Regions from separate parts of the Homo sapiens genome. Here region 2 is linked to region 1. Evidence: read pairs that join two places in POLR2A ChIA-PET (ENCODE). Cell type or tissue: MCF 10A. All regions are shown on one strand. Links, peaks and the distances in the headings refer to the core of each region. The heading gives the core; the rest is flanking DNA. Region 1 holds the start of MACF1 (microtubule actin crosslinking factor 1). Region 2 overlaps LINC02811 (long intergenic non-protein coding RNA 2811).

Region 1 (2,914 bases), core at 99-2,598:
TAGAAAAAAGCAAAAGGAAAATAAATAAATAAATAAAGATTTCACATAGAAAAAAAAGTAAAACCCTTCCCTATTATTAGAAAAAAATAAACTTGACAGATATATAAAGCAATTTTCATTTTTTAAAGCTTGTGAGACTATAGCATCTTCATCTATATCATAGTGTAATAGGTACTTTAGAAGTAAGTAAACAGGGTCTCACTTTGTCTCAAATAAAAAGGCTGTAGTGCAGTGGCATGATCATGGCTTGCTGCAGCCTTGATTCCTGGGCTCAAGCCATCTTCCCACCTCAGCCTCCCCAGTAGCTGGGACTATACACACATACCATCTCATCTGGCTAAATTTTAAAATTTTTTTGTAGAAATGGGGTCCCACTGTGTTACTCAGTCTGGTCCTGAACTCCTGGGCTCAAGTGATCCTCCTGCCTCAGCCTCCTGAAGTGCAGGGATTACAAGCATGAGCCACTGCATCTGGCCTGATTTAGTGAGTTTGGACAAATGTATACAGTCATGGAACCACCACCACAATCAACAAAAGGAACATTTCCATCCTCTTACAGTTATTTTGTGATCCTTTTAGTCAATTTCCTTCCCTCATTCTCAGCCTCTTCCATTTCTAGTTGTATAGTTTTGCTTTTCTAGAAAGTTATATAAATGGAATCATATGGTATGTAGCCTTTTGTGTTTGGCTTTTTTTATGTAGCATAATAGTTTTGAGAATCATCTGTGTCGTCGTATGTATCAGTAGTTTTATTCTATTTTATTGCAGAATAGGTAGTCCATTATATGGATGCACAATTTGTTTATACATTTACCAGTTGATGGACATTTGGGTTGTTTCCAGTTTTTTATATTATGAATAATGCTGCTGCAAACATTCATATACAGGTCTTTGTGTGGATATACGTTTCTCTTTTTCTTGGATAGATACCTAGGAGTGAGATTGCTGGGTCCTCTGGTCTAAGGCCGGGCACAGTGGCACATGCCTGTAATCCCAGCACCTTTGGAGGCAGAGGCGGGAGGATTGCTTGAGGTCAGGAGTTCGAGACCAGCTTGGCCAACATGGTGAAACCCCATCTCTACTAAAAATATAAAAATTAGCTGGGTGCGGTGGCATCCACCTGTAATCCCAGCTACTCAGGAGGCTGAGGCAGGAGAATTGCTTCAACCCTAGAGGCGGAGGTTGCAGTGAACTGATATCGTGCCTTCCAAAGTGCTGGGATTACAGCCATGAACCACTGCGCCCAGCCAGACGGATTTTTTTAACCCTTGAGAAGTACCCCCTAAATGAGCAGTTTGCTCTCCTCGCTGATCTTCATCACACCTAGATGTCAGGTCTGCTTCATGGGAGCTTGCTCTGTATGTATCCTCCCTGGACTGATGTTCAGGCTCCTTGCTTCTCCTCCCGGGTTGTGGGTATGGAGGGTTTGCCCTCTGACAACTCCAGGGTACTTGTGGTGCTCATACATCCTCATGTACTTTGCTTTCTCCCCGCAAGAGGTTCCCTAATGCTTCTGTGACTTTTTTCTTCTGGCTACATCCTGAAGTCTGGCCTTGCAGGCAGGCTGGGAATGGAAAGTTAAGAGTGTGACGTCCTCTGACACCCTCCCTTCTTGTAGAAGGGTCTGAGGTTTGTTTATTTAAGCTGAGCAGAGGATGCCAAAGATAGAGGTTTGAGTCAGCTTGACACTGGCTTAGGCGCTCCTTTTCACTCTCCTTGTTCCTTCTTCCCTTTCCCCTCCCCCGCTGGCCAGTTGTTTCCTGGGCTTTGTCTGAGATACACTGTACAGTTTTAGTCCCAGTCTACTAGCGCCTGCTGAAAAACAGTCAGAAGTGAGATGGAGGAGAAGCTGCCAGGAAGTTTCTGACAACACTAAGCTCCGGCCTCTGCCTCTGCTGATAGTACAGGACAACAGTAACCTCAGGAGAAAGGCATCCAGAGGCCTGCGCTGAGCTTGTGGCTAACTCAAGGGAGGAGAAAGGACGGGCCTGGAAATGCCCCTCTTAGATTCATCTTATTTACCACCAACCATCTTTATTTTGACTCACGTTCTTGGAGTTGCTGGTGTTCTATACTGGAAGAGGCATGCCAGAGGTAGAGCAGGTAACTAACTGGTACCCAGTTATTCTTTAAATCTACTGTGGGGCTTTTGAGGGTGGGGTGAATGATGGAGGTCTTCCCAGTTGCTTTCCTTAAAGGGCCAGTACGTCCTTCAGCTGGGGTGCTGTCAGACTTAAGAGTGTGTGTGTGTGAGTATAATGAAGAAGCTGGTCTGCCCTGGGGCCACTTTGGGATGGGGGTGGTGCTCTTTTCTGTTCTGTGAGTCTGTCTGGAGAGTGCTGGTTAGATGAGGTGATGACTGGGCTCAAAACTGAAGGGAAGTGGCTGCTGTGCTGACTTAGTCTTTCCTCAGAGAACTGAGCTCTTTCTTTCTCAATCTCAGAGTGGTTTCTTGGAACCTTGTTTTTAACTGAAAACATACAGTAACTCTTTTACCCTCCTCCAGGTATAGATTTGGGTTGGAGAAGTTTCTGTTAACTTGGTGTGTTTTGGGGTGAGAAAAGGCAGAGGAGGAAGGGTCAGTCAGTGGAAGGGGTCGTGCGATGTCCTTGCCGAGGGGCATCCTGGAACACTGGGTGTCTGTGTTCTCTTTGATATCATTGATACTGTTCCTACACAGTTTGGCTATGTGTATCCAAATCATCTTGTTCAATGCAAGGAAGTTAATCCCTCTCTTCCCTAGGGAATCAGGCTTTGATAATTAAAAAAAAAATTTTTTTTTGTAATGGCACCAGAACCCTCATTCTTCCCATATTGCTATTAGTTATATTCTGTTGACTTCTAAACACTCAGAGCAGGGATCAGCCCTGAGTTTGGCTGATTCTGAGTCTCCATGGTTGAGGATTCATATGGT
Region 2 (2,914 bases), core at 225-2,724, 600 kb after region 1:
GTATTTTTCACTTATACATTGTACTATTAATAAATATTTGAGGGTTTTTTTTCCCAAAAGTGCATATGTGTCTCTTGGCTGTACACCTAAGAATAAAACTTTGGGTGACAGGATATGTATACCTTCAACTTTAGTAAACAATACCAAACTGATTTCTAAATGCTAGTACGCATTTACAATTCTACCTGAAATGTATGAGTTACCATCATCTGTAGGATCTATAGTGATTTCTCCCTTTTCATTTCTGACATTTCTTTTTTTGTGTCCCTTTTTCCCTCTTTCCTTTCCTTTTCTTTCTTTCCTTCCTTCCTTTCTTCTTTCTTTTTTATTGAGAGTCTTGCTCTGTCACCCAAGCTAGAGCGCAGTGGTGTGGTCATGACTCACCACAGCCTCGACTTCCCAAGCTTAAGCAATCCTCCCACCTCAGCCTCCTGGGCAGCTGGGACTACAGGCATGTGCCACCACACCTGGCTAATTTTTTGACCCATTATTGAGAAGTATGTTAAAATTCCCATTGTGGTTTTGAATTTGTCTATTTCTTTTTTGAGTTCTGTCAGTTTTTGCTTTAAGTATTTTGAGGCTATGTTGTTGGAGAATCTAAGTTTAGAGTTATTTTATCTTTTTTTAATTTTACTTTTTTTAGAGATGATGTCTCCCTGCCTAGGCTGATTTGGTCTTATTTCTGAGCTCAAGGGATCGTCCCACCTCAGCCTCTGGAGTAGCTGGAACTACAGCACGTGCTACCATGCTTGGCTTAGAATTAGTTCATCTTTTGATGGGTTGAACTTTTTTTAATGAAGTGTTTCTATTTATTTATTTATTTATTTATTTATTTATTTATTTATTTATTTTTGAGAGGGAGTCTAGCTCTGTCGCCCAGGCTGGAGTGCAGTGGCATGATCTCAGCTCACTGCAACCTCCACCTCCCAGGTTCAAGCGATTCTTCTGCCTCAGCCTCCTGAGTAGCTGGGATTACAGGTGCCCACCACCACACCCAGCTAATTTTTGTATTTTTAGCAGAGACAGGGTTTCACTGTGTTGGCTGGGCTGACCTCGTGATCCACCCGCCTCGGCCTCCCAAAGTGCTGGGATTACAACCGTGAGCCACCTCGCCCGGCAGTCTCTCTTTATTTCTTTTTTTTTTTTTTGAGGGGGACGGAGTCTTGCTCTGTCGCCCAGGCTGGAGTGCAGTGGCGCAATCTCGGCTCACTGCAGGCTCCGCCTTCCGGGTTCATGCCATTCTCCTGCCTCAGCCTCCGGAGTAGCTGGGACTACAGGCACCCGCCACCTCGCCTGGCTAACTTTTTTGTATTTTTAGTAGAGACAGGGGTTTCACTGTGTTAGCCAGGATGGTCTCAATCTCCTGACCTCATGATCCGCTGGCCTCGGCCTCCCAAAGTGCTGGGATTACAGGTGTGAGCCACTGCGCCCAGCTCTCTTTATTTCTAATAATTATTTTTGCCTTAAAGTCTACTTTTTCTGATATTAATATAGTTATAACAGCATTGTTTGGTTGGTATTTGCATAATATATCTTTTTTATTGATTCACTTTCTTATAAACTTTTTAGTTTGAAATAATTTCAAACTTGCAGAAGTTTTGAAATAGTTCTAAGACCATCCATACACTCTTCCCTTAGATTACTCATTTGCCTTATTCTCTCTATCTATCCCTTATATATAATATATATTATATTAGTATATGTAATTTTTCCAACCCATTTGAAAGTAAATTGTATATATTATGCCCCATTACTCTTAATACTTCAGTATGTATTTCAAAAAAAATTATACTCTCCTACATTACCCTTACAAAATCAGAACCAGAAAATTAATACTGATAAAATACTACTATTTAACCATATAAACTAATGCATTAACTCCATTCAAATTACACCAATTGGCTGGGCGTGGTGACTTATGCTTGTAAGCCCAGCACTTTGGGAGGCCAAGGCAGGCAGATCACTTGAGCCTAGGAGTTCAAGACCAACCTGGGAGACATGGTAAAACCTTGTCTCTACAAAGAATACAGAAAAATTAGCTGGACGTGGTGGTGCACACCTGTAGTCCCAGCTACTTGGGAGGCTGAGATGGGAGGATCGCTTGAGCCCAGGAAGCAGAGGTTGCAGTAAGCCGAGATCACGCCACTGCACTCAAGCCTGGGTGACAGAGTGAGTTCCTGTCTCAAAAAAACCTAAAAAGCCTCTCCCTCTCCCCTCTCCCCTCTGCCCTCTCCCCTCTCCCTCGTCCCTCGTCTCCCTCGTCTCCCTCATCTCCCTCGTCTCCCTCTCCCTCTCCCTCTCCCTCTCCCCGGTCTCCCTCTGATGCCACCAAAGTTGTGAAAGCCGAGGCTGGACTGTACTGCCGCCATCTCGGCTCACTGCAACCTCCCTGCCTGATTCTCCTGCCTCAGCCTGCAGAGTGCCTGGGATTGCAGGCGCGCGCCGCCACACCTGACTGGTTCTTGCATTTTTTGGTGGAGACGGGGTTTCACCGTGTTGGCCGGGCTGGTCTCCAGCTCCTGACCGCGAGTGATCTGCCTGCCTCGGCCTCCCGAGGGGCCGGGATTGCAGACGGAGTCTCGCTCACTCAGTGCTCCATGTTGCCCAGGCTGGAGTGCAGTGGCGTGATCTCGGCTAGCTACAACCTCCACCTCCCAGCCGCCTGCCTTGGCCTCCCAAAGTGCCGAGATTGCAGCCTCTGCCTGGCCGCCACCCCGTCTGGGAAGTGAGGAGCGCCTCTGCCCGGCCGTGACCCCGTCTGGGAACTGAGGAGTGTCTCTGCCCGACCGCCACCCCATCTGGGAGGTGAGGAGCGTCTCTGCCCGGCCGCCCCGTCTGAGAAGTGAGGAGCCCCTCCACCCGGCAGCCGCCCTGTCTGGGAAGTGAGGAGCCCCTCCGCCCGGCAGCCACCCCG

Evidence for each region. ChIA-PET counts read pairs that join two places held together with the same protein. Peaks named below come from ENCODE experiments on the same cell type or tissue, not always from the same donor. Only the 100,000 strongest peaks of a DNase experiment are listed, where the experiment ranks them.
Region 2: POLR2A ChIA-PET joins it to region 1 with 5 read pairs; 3 of 35 experiments call an interaction of 5 or more read pairs at or near these places.

The regions. Positions count from the first base shown.
Region 1 is chr1:39,203,029-39,205,942 of GRCh38, forward strand. MACF1 (microtubule actin crosslinking factor 1) reads left to right here and starts at 1,667. Exons shown (of 101, transcript NM_001394062.1): 1 at 1,667-2,103. The coding sequence starts at 1,995. RefSeq lists an enhancer at 1,853-2,032. In MCF 10A, for the core only: a CTCF peak has its summit at 1,501; a DNase peak (open chromatin) is centred at 1,643.
Region 2 is chr1:39,805,394-39,808,307 of GRCh38, forward strand. The region is part of intron 3 of LINC02811 (long intergenic non-protein coding RNA 2811); the gene reads right to left. It overlaps LOC130932201 (a long non-coding RNA gene), which reads left to right. Exons shown (of 4, transcript NR_186719.1): 3 at 2,609-2,805. Among named protein-coding and RNA genes, the nearest start is that of LINC02811, 11 kb to the right of the region's middle. In MCF 10A, for the core only: no CTCF peak of the experiment used is centred there; no DNase peak of the experiment used is centred there.